Linked DNA regions of Homo sapiens: region 1 is linked to region 2. Evidence: read pairs that join two places in POLR2A ChIA-PET (ENCODE). Cell type or tissue: A673. All regions are shown on one strand. Each heading gives the region's core, and the rest is flanking DNA. Links, peaks and the distances in the headings are about the cores only.

Region 1 (6,469 bases), core at 497-5,496, 110 kb after region 2:
TGTGATGACAGTTTAGAATATGCACACTCAATTTCTGACGTAAGAATTTCTTCTTAACTCATCCTAAGATAAATGGACAAACCCCAAAGGAGACTGGCCCAATATGGCTGAATGCAGCGTTATTTATTTCCTGTGCTGTCAGTGGAGAGCCTGCTTTGCCTCCTGTTCCCTCTGATGTGCAACTCACTGGATTTAGGGCTTATTCATAGCCCCAGAGCAAGCTCAAGGTACCTGGCTAGTGACTGAAAGGACATTTCTTCTGTTCTGAGTAGAACAGTCACAGATTCTAGTGCAGGGGCCCTGACACTTGGTGAGGAACATCCACTTTGTCTTTCCCTGAAGCAAATCATTAACGTCCAGCACACAGCAGTTGTGTCAGCTCTGCAGACAGAGGCTGGCCCATGTGGCTGCTGTCCCCAGGGCTTGGTGTGCCTGCTCCGAGATCCACCTACAGGTATTTAGCCAGGGCAGGTCTGGTCTCCCGCCCTGACTGGCACCAGCCAGGATTAGAGACTGAGTGGCCTGGGGCTCCCTCCTGTGTCACCTTCGTTAAAGCTTCGAGTTCCAGGAGCAGCAGCCTTCTCCTTCCACCCCCTTCAGGAACACCACTGGAGCCTGGTGGCCATCTGGGTGACCTGATGCCCTCAGAGCAGCAGGGTTTGCTCCGTCATCATGAATGGCATCTCCATGTGCCAGTGTCATCAGATGGTCATCACAGTGGGTTGTGGGGAGCATGAGGTAGTTGTGCTGTGGATTTTTTTTTCTAGAGGCAATATTTGGAATTAGAAACCTATTTACATACACTTAGCATTAATTTACATATAATCCTCAAATAACTTCAAATACTCTTCTATTCAACTAATTAGTGCAGCTAACCAGTGTTGTAGCCCACCTCAGCATTAAGGACATTAAACGTGTGAATCACTGAATAGATTTCTAAAACCATAATCATGGTAATGGTAAATCAGCTTAGGTCGCTCACCAATGGAGCTGGCAATAGCTGCTCCTTAGGCGTGATTCCTTATGCTGGAGTGATAGCTCAATTTACAAATTCCAGGGAAATTGTACCTTCATAACTTTTGGCTGAATCAGCCTTCCCCCTAACAAAAAAGGAAGGAAAAGAAATTAACATTTATTATCTTTCATTTTATAGGCCTGTGCTAATGCTAACAGTTATTATTCTACTTTAATTCTGCTATTCAATACAAAATCTACATTGTTTGTCAAATTGGTTTATGAAGAGTTGAAACATCTAGGAAAGGCTATACTATAGATTTTGGAGATTATGTGAAGCTTGCCTGATATGGTTGGGCTGTGTCCCCACCCAAATCTCATCCCTAATTGTAGCCCATAATCCCCACGTGTCATGGGAGGGACCTGGTGGGAGGTAATTGAATAATGAGGGCAGGTTTTTCCGTGCCGTTCTTGTGATGGTGAATATGTCTCATGAAATCTGATGGTTTTATAAAAGGAAAGTTCCCCTGCACACACTCTCTTGCCTGCCACCATGTAAGATATACCTTTGCTCCTCCTTTGCCTTCTGCCATGATCGTGAGGCCTCCCCAGACATGTGAAACTGTGATGCCATTAAACCTCTTTTTCTTTATAAATTACCCAATCTCGGGTATGTCTTTATTAGCACTGTGAGAACAGACTAATACATTGCCGTTAGGGTTTACAGTGTACCACTGGAGCTGAGTTTATCTTTCCTTCCTTTTCTCCTTGCTTACCCTTTATCCTGGAGTGAGTAGTCTACCACCTGCCTCACTTGAGAATAGATAGTACAGGAAAGGGGACAGCTTAACCCTCTCTGCCACTGACCCTGTGTTGACTTCCACTTGATGGGTTCCACTGGACGTTGATATTGTCCTGCACATTATTGAAATGACATGCTGACTACTGGTGTGTACAGATGACTTTCAATACCCTTTGGGGAAATTTTACCCCTTCATAGGTTTTTTGGAGAGTAGGAAGACCGGTTGTCAAACAGTAAAAGAGTACCTGCAATTCATGTCATTCTTTGCATTCACCTTAAAATACTGATCTTAATAGATTTTTGATAACTAAATGTATACCTTTTGTTTTTGTTGCTTTTAAGTCATTTATTCATTTAGAATCTACATGTTAGCTTTGGTTTATTTTTAAGGAATTAGGAAAATATTTTAATTTTAGCAAGAGAATGCTCAGTCTCCCTCCTTGTTTACCCTTACCCCCAAAGCACTATTGCCCCTGTTGGTTGAGAATGTTGGTCTAGGGAATAATTTTATATTCTTTATAATTTTACGGTTATGCTCTCCCATGAGTTTTAAGCATGAGTGATACAAAGTTAGGGGGTTTTGTTTGTTTTTTTGTTTTTAACACTAAGACCTTGAAATAGGCTCCTCATTAGCAGTGTCATGTCATGAAAGATGAACAGCTTGAGATTCAGAAGACGCAGGTTCTGGCTGAGCTCTGTGCCCCTGAGCTCCCATATGATGGGGGCCAATCTCTGCCTCTGTTTCCTAAGCTGATCCCTCTGGTCCATCATGTCTCCGACATCCACTAAGGCTACATCTTTTCATTGGTGTTACTGTATGGTTTGAAGGAGGACTGATGGCAGCGTATTTATGGTATCTCGGTGACTCCTACCTTAACCCTGTTGACTTTTAAGATTTCAAGGCAAATTGAGTTAGGAATCTCTTCCTAGCAAGAAGGCCTTGTAAGTAAGAGGTCCTTAAAAATAAAAGAAAAAAACCTAACATGTAGACTTTTTCTCTGCAGCCCCATGTCCTGGAACCTTCTGCTTTTAACCTGTTAATAATGGAGTTATTTCGTATTGCAGTTTGCCCAGTTTTGTGCCAAAGAGCTCGTTTTTCATACTCCTTCCCCAGACATGACCTTGTAAATCTTTGCCGGAGGTAAAGGATTAGCGTGGCTGAGCAGTTCGAGGGAGTGAAGTGTCTTATCTCTATAACTTTCCAAAGTGGTCCTCTTCTGTGTGGTGGGTAGGTTCTGTGGTATTAGAGTGCTGTGTTTCAGTGATAGTGTAGCCTGCTCGATCTCTAAAGTCTCTGCTTAGTGTTGTTTCTATATTAAAAAAAAAAAAGAAACTGTGGCTACCAACCAACTTATAAACAAGTTGATTGGAGGCAATCCTTATTTACTGTGAGGTAAGCCATGTAATAAAATATTTTAAAGCTAATGTAGCATATCAATTTATAAAACAAGCCATGTGCTTTATCTTATTCAGTTTCTCCCAATGTCAGAGTGATGGTTCACAATTGTGAATGGTGATTGAGATCTGGAATGAATTCACCAGTATTTTTCAATTGTCTTTTTGTTGCCGTGGCATGGTTGATGTGCTTTCAACCTGTTTTTTTGTTTTGTTTTGTTTTTAATAAAACTTGTGACAACAAATGTATGAGTTTTTAAATTTTTTTTATGTCAACCAATCATCCAAGTCTCTGGGCACCAACTGAGTGTTCTACAATTCAGTTCAGACACTGTCTGGGGTTAGCCCAGACCCCACAGGCTAAAAACTGTCTCAAGATTACCCGCAGTAGAATCTCCAGTTAAATCCCATGTTATCACCTGCAGTTTTGACCAACCAGCTATAAATTGGGGGTCCCCTTGGTCACTTGCTAGAAGGTTTCCCAGAACTCAGGAAAGCATCGTACTTACTATTAACAGTTTATTATAAAGGATACAACCCAGGAGGAGATACACAGGGTGAAGTGCTCTGGGTGTGATGCCTCCATGCTGTCTCCTGGCACACTGCTCTCCCAGCACTTTGATGTGTTCACCAGCCAAGATGTTTTCTCAACTCTGTGGTTCAGGAGTTTTGATCGAGCTTTAATTACATCGACATGATAGATTACATCATTGGCTATTGGTCATTGCCTTAATTAATCTCCAGCTCCTTTCCCCTTTCTGTTCATGAGGCCCTCAGTTCTTGCTGTGATATTTCTGGAGACCCTTGTCCATCCTGAAGCTGTCTCATGGGTCACCAAGAGTGGCCTCATGAGAACAAAATATACTCCTAGCTTCCTAGAAATTCTACGGGATTTAGGAGTTCTCAATCAGGAACAGGGGACAAACATCAAATTTTAGAACACAGGCTGCTCCTATTATCCCTATCAATCAAGATACCACAGAAATTTTAGGAGCCCCTTGATGGGAACCTGGGACAGTCAGCAAATATATATATATAGATATTATTATATCAGAGTGTAGTATAGTGTTGTCTTCTAAGTCTTATCCATCCTCACTTTTTTCTTTTGTGATTTCCCTTTCTTTGAACATCTCTGAGACCTACTTCGCCATGTAGGTGTAGCGTATGCTGCTTCTGTGCTGGTGACATCATTTGGCTCAGTGTTATGTATCCCAAGAGGAAGCTGTGTTTCTTATGCTGGCTCCACGGGTACCCCAGGAACATTGAGGATACTGTGTGGGGTGTTGCCTCCTACATGGTATGATATAGGCTAGGAGAATAACTGTAGCGCATCTTCATGGAGTTTTAACCTCACTCAGCTTTGGAGGAAATTAAAATGAATGCAGGAATATTATGGAGTAGCAAATGATTCACAAACAGGTGGCATCAGTGAAATTTTATGTTCATTAACAGATACCTTTGGATTATGCATGTTTCCCCAGAGATATATTCGTTCACTCTTCTCTAATGGGGTAGTTAAAGTTGAGGAGTCAGAATATGTATGTATTTGAGTATGTAGTTTGTAAATTCTACAGGAGTAAATATTACTGTAGTAGACATTAATTCAATAATTTTTGGCTGGGTGGGGTGGGTCACGCCTGTAATCCTAGCACTTTGGGAGGCCAAGGCAGGACGATTGCTTGAACTCAGGAGTTCTAGTGCAGCCTGGGCAACATGGTAAAACCCCATCTCCAAAAAAATCCCCAAAATTAGCCAGGTGCGGTGGTATGGTCTGTAGTCCGAGCTACTTGCGGGGCTGAAGCCGGAGAATTGTTTGAGCCCAGGAGGTCAAGGGTGCAGTGAGCTGAGATTGCACCTCTGCATTCCAGCCTGGGTGACAGAGTGAAACTCCGTTTAAAAAAAAAAAAAAAAAAAGATTGATGGTCTTATTCTACATATTTTTTTGAGTCTATTTCTATGATATTTTCAGTATTTTACTTAGATGGGCTTTAACAGATTTAATTTTCTCTTTTATTTTGCTTGGCTGTCTTAATCATGGCCTTTTTCATTTTAATGTTACCTCATTCAAAGAGTTTTTGCCTGACTAATGAGTTGTAGTTTTAAAGTGCTATGTGTTTAGATCTTCATAATGAGAGATTAACCGGAGCCGTGGATCACATCTCTGGGAGCATTCACATGTCCCATGTCCAGCCTGCCAAGTTATACCCCTTGGGATTCCCTGGCCACAGGGAGGGATTTGAATCACAGTGTTCTGGTGGCTGGGATTTTCTCCTATCTGATCACATAAGTTAACTTACCTGGTGTCTTGTTCACATTTGTCTCTAGTTCCCCTGGTGCTATTATTGCCAATAGTGCAATAACAAAGGTTTGATATGAAGATGGACATGTGTAAGGGAGAGCTGGGGATTAGCCAGCCCAGTTTCACCTCAGCTGGTATTGTTACTGGGTCAGAGTGGGGTTGAGTCTGAAAGGCAGAGCGAGGTCAACACTGACAGAATGGGACTAAAAACAATGTGTGGGAAATAATTCAGCATTATCAAAGTGAATTTCAGAGAGCATCAGCTGCTGCTTGGGGCCTGGGGTCACACCTCTATAGTCGCTGGTCTTGGAGAGAGGGTTTTACCCCTGAACCTACTGCCCTACTCTGAACCTATTGCCCGACATTGCTGAGATCATTTATGATTTCCAAGAGAACTTGAGTGAGGATATGTGCATGGTTTAGTGAATTGGCTCCCATTTCCTGAGCCCTAATATGCCATGGCACAGCTGCTCTAGTAGTCACGGTAAATATGTTATTTCATTGAGTTTTCACAGAAAGTCAATGAAATAGATATTCCTGATCCCCTTTAGTTTCAGACAGGAAACTAAATCCCTGAGAGGTCACATGATTTGCCCAAGCCTCAGGTTAAATTTGGGAAGTACCAGCGCTGAGATTCAGACCCAGGACTGTGTAACTTTAGAGACATGCTCTCATCTTGCTCCAGTGATAGACACTGAGCACCCAGTGTGCAGCAAGCAGTGGGTTGTATGCTGGAAATATAAAGAAGAATGAAGCCACGCACTTTGCAGGGGCATAGCACATCATCTTCAGCGGAATGCTAAGGAGGTTCCAAAATGACTTAATTGAAAGCACTGCATAAATGCATGACATTAGGCTGGCAATAGTTTCCTGCCAATATATGAAGTGCTAAGAATCAATAGAAAGAAGTATATGGTTATAAAAAAGAAATGAGCAGAGCCATAGAAAGGCTAATGGAAAGCATGGAATGTTAAGAAGCTGGCAGATTTATTTATGTGAGTTTGGAAGATGTTACTCTA
Region 2 (6,469 bases), core at 949-5,948:
GCATTCCCATTCCTGTTTCCCATTCCCAACACTCTATTTTACTGTTTTCTCTAGACATGAGGCTATGAAGCTAGCTCTATAACAAAGATTACAACTCTATTTCAAAATGCTTAGAAAATATTTTCTCTTTGGTGAACACTAAATCTCTATGAACTACACAGGGAAGGAAGGTGCCTCAGTGATGCTGATGCTGCAGGTCTCTAGAAGATGCTCGAAGAGCAGGTGCTAACAGACAGGAAATAGTGACACAAAACAAGGTACACTAGAGTTGTTTAAAAACCAAAGGGGTGTGGCAAACTGCAGAGCTACAATAAGCCAGGGCAGTTTACTGATAGTTATTCTAACTAACGCCTTGCAAATAGGGTCCAGAGGAGTATCTTTATTTAGAACAGCAAAATGGAGCAAAGTACAAAGACAAAAGCAAAATCTGGCTGCCTTTTTGCTGTTCCTGATGTAAAACACCTACGAAGCCTTGTTAATTGTCTGGGGTAGAAATCCTTTGGTGCTTCTTTGCTGCTCAGACTGTTTGAGAGCTATTTGCCCAAGCCTACAAACCACCCAGGTTTGTCCATTCTTTCTGGCTCCAGCTGGTCTGGACATAAAAGGCCTCTCAAATCTTTCTGATCTCACCTGGGAGGCAGATAGGGAAATTAGATTTAGTGGGGGCTAGCCCAGAACTTGCTTTCTGCAGAGAGGGAGAACCTATAAGAGCTTTCAGGGTCAGCTGGCTTTACAGAATCATCTTATATGGAAATAATGGCACTTTATCAAAAGGTAGAAGAATGTCTCTGCTAATTCTGGGCTATGACATGAGGCATGAAGTGGGAAAGAGATTCGAGACTGACAGACTGGATGGTAATTTTCCAGGGGAGACGTGGTCCAAGAATGTTAAGGAAAGAACAAGTGTATGTCTGGCTTCTACTGAGTGGGCCATAATCATGGAAAATGGGCAAAAGGAGGCTGACTTGCTTATCATGAAAGAAAAACGAGCTGCCACTTCTTGGAATGAGAGTAATCCTTAAGGACTGTGTGAAGGCTAACAAATGCTGATGTATCTAGAATCCCTCAGGGTTGCCAGAATGAAGACTGAAGATCTTGCACATTAAGGACATAAAGGAAGAATGAATGACCTCTGAGCAGAGTTGAAGTGCTCCTTAAATACCATCGGAACAAAATGGGAGGATGACTTAAGACTATCCTTCAGTTTCTACTGACTCAGGAGCCCATGTCCTTGAACTTCTGAGTTTGCTCTAAGGAGCTAGAAGACCTGAGCTCACGCCTGGCCATGTGGCCTTAGACAAGGCTTCCACCTTTCCTGCATCTCGGTTTCTCTACCCAGAAAACCAGGTCATTTTTGTCCAGAGACTTATTTTAAAAAGCAAAACTTACTAGGGTTATGGGACGCGGGGGTGGAGGGGTATCATTAGCACCACAGCTGACTCACGTGACTGAAGAAGCCACCCTCTGAAGAATGAGTGGAAAGCAGGGTGAGCAGGTAAGTGTTGTGGGTGAGATTTCAGTGTGAGCACTGCCTTTATGGCATGCATGTCTGGCAGCTGGAAAAGTGGCTGTGGGCTTCCTCACTGGTGGAACCGTGAAGCTGGGATCCATGTGCACCTGGGTGGGTGGGGCTTGGAGTCCAAATCTTCAAGTGGGAGAGAGACGTGATATGAAGAGTATCACAACTCCATGAGGGTTAATATGTCACGATCCCCATCAGATTTCCATATTCCTTTCATGGTTCATTCCTTCAGGAGGGAGACTGTGGGTGGCCAAAAAGACACCCTGATTTTGGTGGTATAGACCCTGCCACTGAGATGTATGATCTCAGGGAACATACTTCATGCATTTATTTAGTCAGTGAAAACTTACTAAGAGCCAGCTCTATGTGGGATGTTCTAGATCCTGTGGATAATAACAGCAAGCATTTGCATAACATTTCCTATGTGCTAGCATTATCCCGGGGGCTTTGCATATGTTAGTGTACTTGATCCTCACTACAACGCATGAAGTAGGGCTTACTTTCATCTGCAGTTTGCATTAGGCACTGAGAGGTTAAATATCTTGCTCAGAGTGACATAGCTAGTAGGCTGAGTCAGGATGTGAACACAGGCCGGCTGGCCGCAGAGTCCATGCTCTTCGCCACCCAGTGGAGATGATGACAGCGACAGGGGAGATCCCTGTCCTCATGGCCCCTGCCGTCTTGCAGAAGAGGGAGAAAATAGACAAGGCCACAAGTAATGTCATAGTAGGTACTGATAAGTGCTGTCACAAAAACTAAGGCAGGGCAGCGGAGAGAGAGAGAATCTGTTTTAGATAGTGTGGTCCCAGGGGGGCCCCTATGGGAAGGTGAAATCTGAGCACAGGCCTGGGTGGAAGGGGGAGGGAGCTACAGGAACATTTGGAGGGACTCCTCCAGGCAGGTGGTGCACAAGCATTGAGATGGGAGCAAGAAGTTCAAGGAAATAGGGAGTGTGAGGGAGAGGAGTGCAATGGAGGGCCTCTGGGGACCTCACACTGGCTTCAGGTTTTATGTTAGGGTGTCACGAAGCAAGAGCCTTGAAGGGGTTGAACGGGGCAGTGGCCCGATCTTTCTTTTGAAAAAGATCACTGTGGTGGTGGTGTGTGGAGAACAGACCATGTGTGGGGTGGAGTAGGGGCAGGGGCACCCGGAGGACAGGTCAGAAGGCTGCTACAGCAGCCAGTTACAGAGAACAGTGTGCAAGAATACAGACTCTCCACCTTGCCATAGGCTGTTAGTCCAAAGGCAACTTACGCCAGCTTGCAGCCAGATGGCCGGGGGAGCCACTGTGCCTTACGCCCTAACTACTGTAAAGGCTGCATGTGGATTCAGGAAGAGTCTTGACATGAAAGGGAAGTGAGTAGAAACTTCCCAGCTGCTGCTGTCTAACTGGTTCTCTGAAGGGATGAGAATGCTTTCATCCCTGAGGTGGTGACAGCAAGCTGTTCTGCAAGGTCGCCGTGTGTATTCTCCATCGGGAACGTGCAGTGGCCAGGCTGCCCTGGGGAGGGCGCCCTTGCCCTGCACATGCCACTGCTCCAGTGCGTCTGTCCTGGGAGGGGAACTCACTGGGATGTCAGATGAGGGCCAGTTTAGTATTTTTTTTTTTTTGCAAGGGTAGTTTGAGCATTTCAAACCAAGAAGTGACACAGACAATTAGATATAGCGGGAGAAATGATGGCACAGATTATTTACAATCCCCCTTTTCTAGGCAGTTTATACTCTGGATAATTTTACGCTAAAGATAAAACCTGCCTGTTTTGCCAACCTCTACACAGAGTAAGTGCCAAAGAACAAAATCTTTCTGAGTTTATGCAAAGTAAGAACTCAGCTGCTTGTTCTTCTATGCTCCACTGCTAAAGGACCTCATAAAATTCAACTACTGGTGACTGGAAATGCCATTGTTCTAGAGTTTTCAAAATGCTGACTCATATAAATGCCACTCTCAAAGTATACATAAATGTGCAGATCAGTTTCTTTTCTGAGTACCTTACTATCCTCATGGCTTTAGTTAGAGATCATTTCCTAGGCCTGTCTGAGTGTGGCAGTTACTGTATTACTAAATAGCTGTAGAACTCAAGGATGGTTAGGAGAATCCGAAATGCTATTCTAGAAAGAACTGTTACATTATGTAGGCAATATAACAAGACCTTTAATCTTGACATAAACTGCAAATTATAGTTTCAAATATTGCTTCTTTTTTGAATTCTTTTTAGAGTCAAGCATGAAGAAGGGTCAGGGAAAGATTATTATCTAATTTAATGTCAGCCAAGCTGGCATCTCTTGATGCTAAAGAAGCCCTTTCAAAACAGCACAGCATAACTTACAAAAATGGTAAAGAGTTTCCCCCTCCACACTTTATAAGCAAATTTCCTGCAAGTAAAAGGGAAACACGAATGGAAGCAGAAATGGAGTTTATTGCGTGATTGCTGCTAAGTCAAAGAAAAACAGTGAAAAGGGTGTTTTTTAGAGAGCAAGAAAACCCATCAGTGGACGGTGACTTTAACCTCTGACGTTCTAATTACTCTTGCGGATGTTATCAGACCACGCAGGAGATCATGCCGCTGCACATGCTCCACCCACCTCATGAGAATGAGAAAAGGAAGCACAAGTCAAGGTGATCCTTGGCACTTCCACAAAACGAAAACTAACACACCCTCCAGGTTCCTTTATGGGGTCAGCACCCAAGCAGCTGTACTTTACACCATCTGCACCTGCAGATGCACCTCCCATGTGGCAACGTAATTCAGGTTCACCACCCACAATGGTGTCTTCAAGAAAAGGGCCACGTTCTGTTTATCCTGAATTATGATTAAAAATACTAGGAAAGGGAGAATATATTTATACTCTGAAATATATCCAAGTACACATGTGCGATACATCTTACAAAAACTTAGCTTTCAAAAAAATTAATGCAGAAGTTTCTCATACTTAAAAGTATCAGCTTTCCAGAAGGATACACTCCCTGGAAATTCCGGAAAGCTGGTATTTTAAGTTCAACTTGAATCTGAAAATATGAGAGTTCACCTTTACATGTCTGTATTAGTACAAGGAACAGAGTTTCATGATCCTGCTCTGTAAATCACCAACACCAAAAGCACGGCTGTCTAATCAAGGGGAATATGTCGAAGTTTAAAGCTCTTAATGAAAAACAGTACATCATTGAACCATCTTACCTGTCGACGAATTACTCCAAGGTCTCTCTTGGCTTTATTCACTAGGGTTTGAATTTCTACAGGATCCTTTACATTTTTATTTTCTCTGAAGGCATCTCTTATCCTCCTGACAGCATATGTTCTAAATGAATTCAGAGGAAAAAAAAGAAAAGGTGTCAGCGTGTCTGAGGCTATGCTTTCAAATGAATTTTAAAGTTTTTCCTTTAGAATTAACTGTTTAATCTTCCCCTACGGATAATCCACTTTGATCTTTGCTCGTGGCGCAGGCTGATCCACTACCATTCTGGGATGACTAAGCAAACAGATTTAGGAAAATAAATCTACTCAACAAGTCACATACAAATGGCAAACTGCTACTGAAGTGTTCCTTAGATTATTGGTTCTTTAGCCTTATTCACATCTGGCTTCATTCCATTTACATGGATAATTGAACCTTTAGTGTACAGAGACAAATCAAGAACTCAGAGGTTAGCGGCAGTGAACCATGATGGTGCTACTGCACTTCAGCCTGGGCGACAATGCGAGACCCTGTCTTAAAAGAAAGGAAGAAAAAATTCAGAGGTTACATGACGATCGTATTTGCATGTACCCAGATAGTGACCTATGCTTTCCAGTCCTTGTCCCATATTCTGGCTCTCACTTCCCTTTCTGTTGTCCACATTAGGATCCCACCACAGTTGAACCTGTGGAATTAGGCCAACACGCTTTCTTTACCTCCATCTTGAAAGTGCACACGCCTACCACCCACCCCCAACCAGACAGCTCACTTGCAGTACAGGACAGCAGTTCCAGAGCAAGGCTTGCCCATCGGACAGGCTTGGGTTTGTAGCCTTGCTCCAGCTTCTACTGTTTGTGTGAACTTGGGCAAGCTTCTTAACACAAGGCCGTGTCTCCTCATCTGTCAAAAAGGCATAATACTGCTAAAGGCTGCTGGGAGGACTAGGCTTTATAATGTGTGTCTGGAATTTGGCCCAAAGCCTGTTACATAGAAAGACTCAATAAATGAAAGCTATTCTTCTTAACACTTGTTATGCCTTAATGCAATTACTGTTCCCTCTCCTCATGCCATAACCTTGCCTTCATCCTGCATCCTTACAGTCACACCATAGTGTGTGTACAGAAGGTAGAGTGGTGTGGATAATTAGCCACAACAGACAGCTCAGCAGTCCTTAGACACAGCCTCATACTCAGATGGCTATGGCCTATCTCTAGCTCTACCCCAACTACTCCAGATTGAAAGGCATAAGACTAAGGAGAAGCAGACTGAGCCAGGCATGTGAGACACCATTTTCTCTATGTTTTTTTTTTCTTTTTTAGAGATGGGGTGTCCCTCTGTTGCCCAGGCAGTGTCATGATCATAGCTCACTGCAATTGCAAACTCCTGGGCTCAAGTGATCCTCCTGCCTCAGCCTCCAAAGTGGCCAGGATTATAAGCACCCACCACCACGCCTGGCTAATTAAAAAAAATTTTGGGGGATGGGGACTTGCTGCGTTGCCCAGGCTGGTCTTAAACTCCTGGGCTCAAGCTATCCTCCTGCCTTAGCATCTCAAGGAGCTAGGATTACAAGCACACACCACAGTGCCTGGCTCTCTCGTCTTCTTAATGATCACAGACTGCTCTGCTTTTAACTTGGAGCACCGGTTAAAGAATCCATGTGATGCCAGTAGTAATATTTAGCAACAGAAGAATGGAAATACAGGCAAAGAAATGAGAGGAGGGGATATAAATTTCCTTGGGAGCAGCGCGGAGGGGGTGTTGGGAGCTCATATA

Evidence for each region. ChIA-PET counts read pairs that join two places held together with the same protein. Peaks named below come from ENCODE experiments on the same cell type or tissue, not always from the same donor. Only the 100,000 strongest peaks of a DNase experiment are listed, where the experiment ranks them.
Region 1: POLR2A ChIA-PET joins it to region 2 with 5 read pairs; 4 of 35 experiments call an interaction of 5 or more read pairs at or near these places.

The regions. Positions count from the first base shown.
Region 1 is chr6:5,326,058-5,332,526 of GRCh38, forward strand. All of the region lies in intron 1 of FARS2 (phenylalanyl-tRNA synthetase 2, mitochondrial), which reads left to right. Among named protein-coding and RNA genes, the nearest start is that of FARS2, 68 kb to the left of the region's middle. In A673, for the core only: no CTCF peak of the experiment used is centred there; no DNase peak of the experiment used is centred there.
Region 2 is chr6:5,211,920-5,218,388 of GRCh38, forward strand. It overlaps LYRM4 (LYR motif containing 4), which reads right to left. Exons shown (of 3, transcript NM_020408.6): 2 at 4,699-4,819. The region is part of intron 3 of LYRM4-AS1 (LYRM4 antisense RNA 1); the gene reads left to right. Among named protein-coding and RNA genes, the nearest start is that of LYRM4, 46 kb to the right of the region's middle. In A673, for the core only: CTCF peaks have their summits at 2,068 and 3,026 (motif pointing right); DNase peaks (open chromatin) are centred at 2,972 and 3,422; H3K27ac peaks cover 3,119 bases.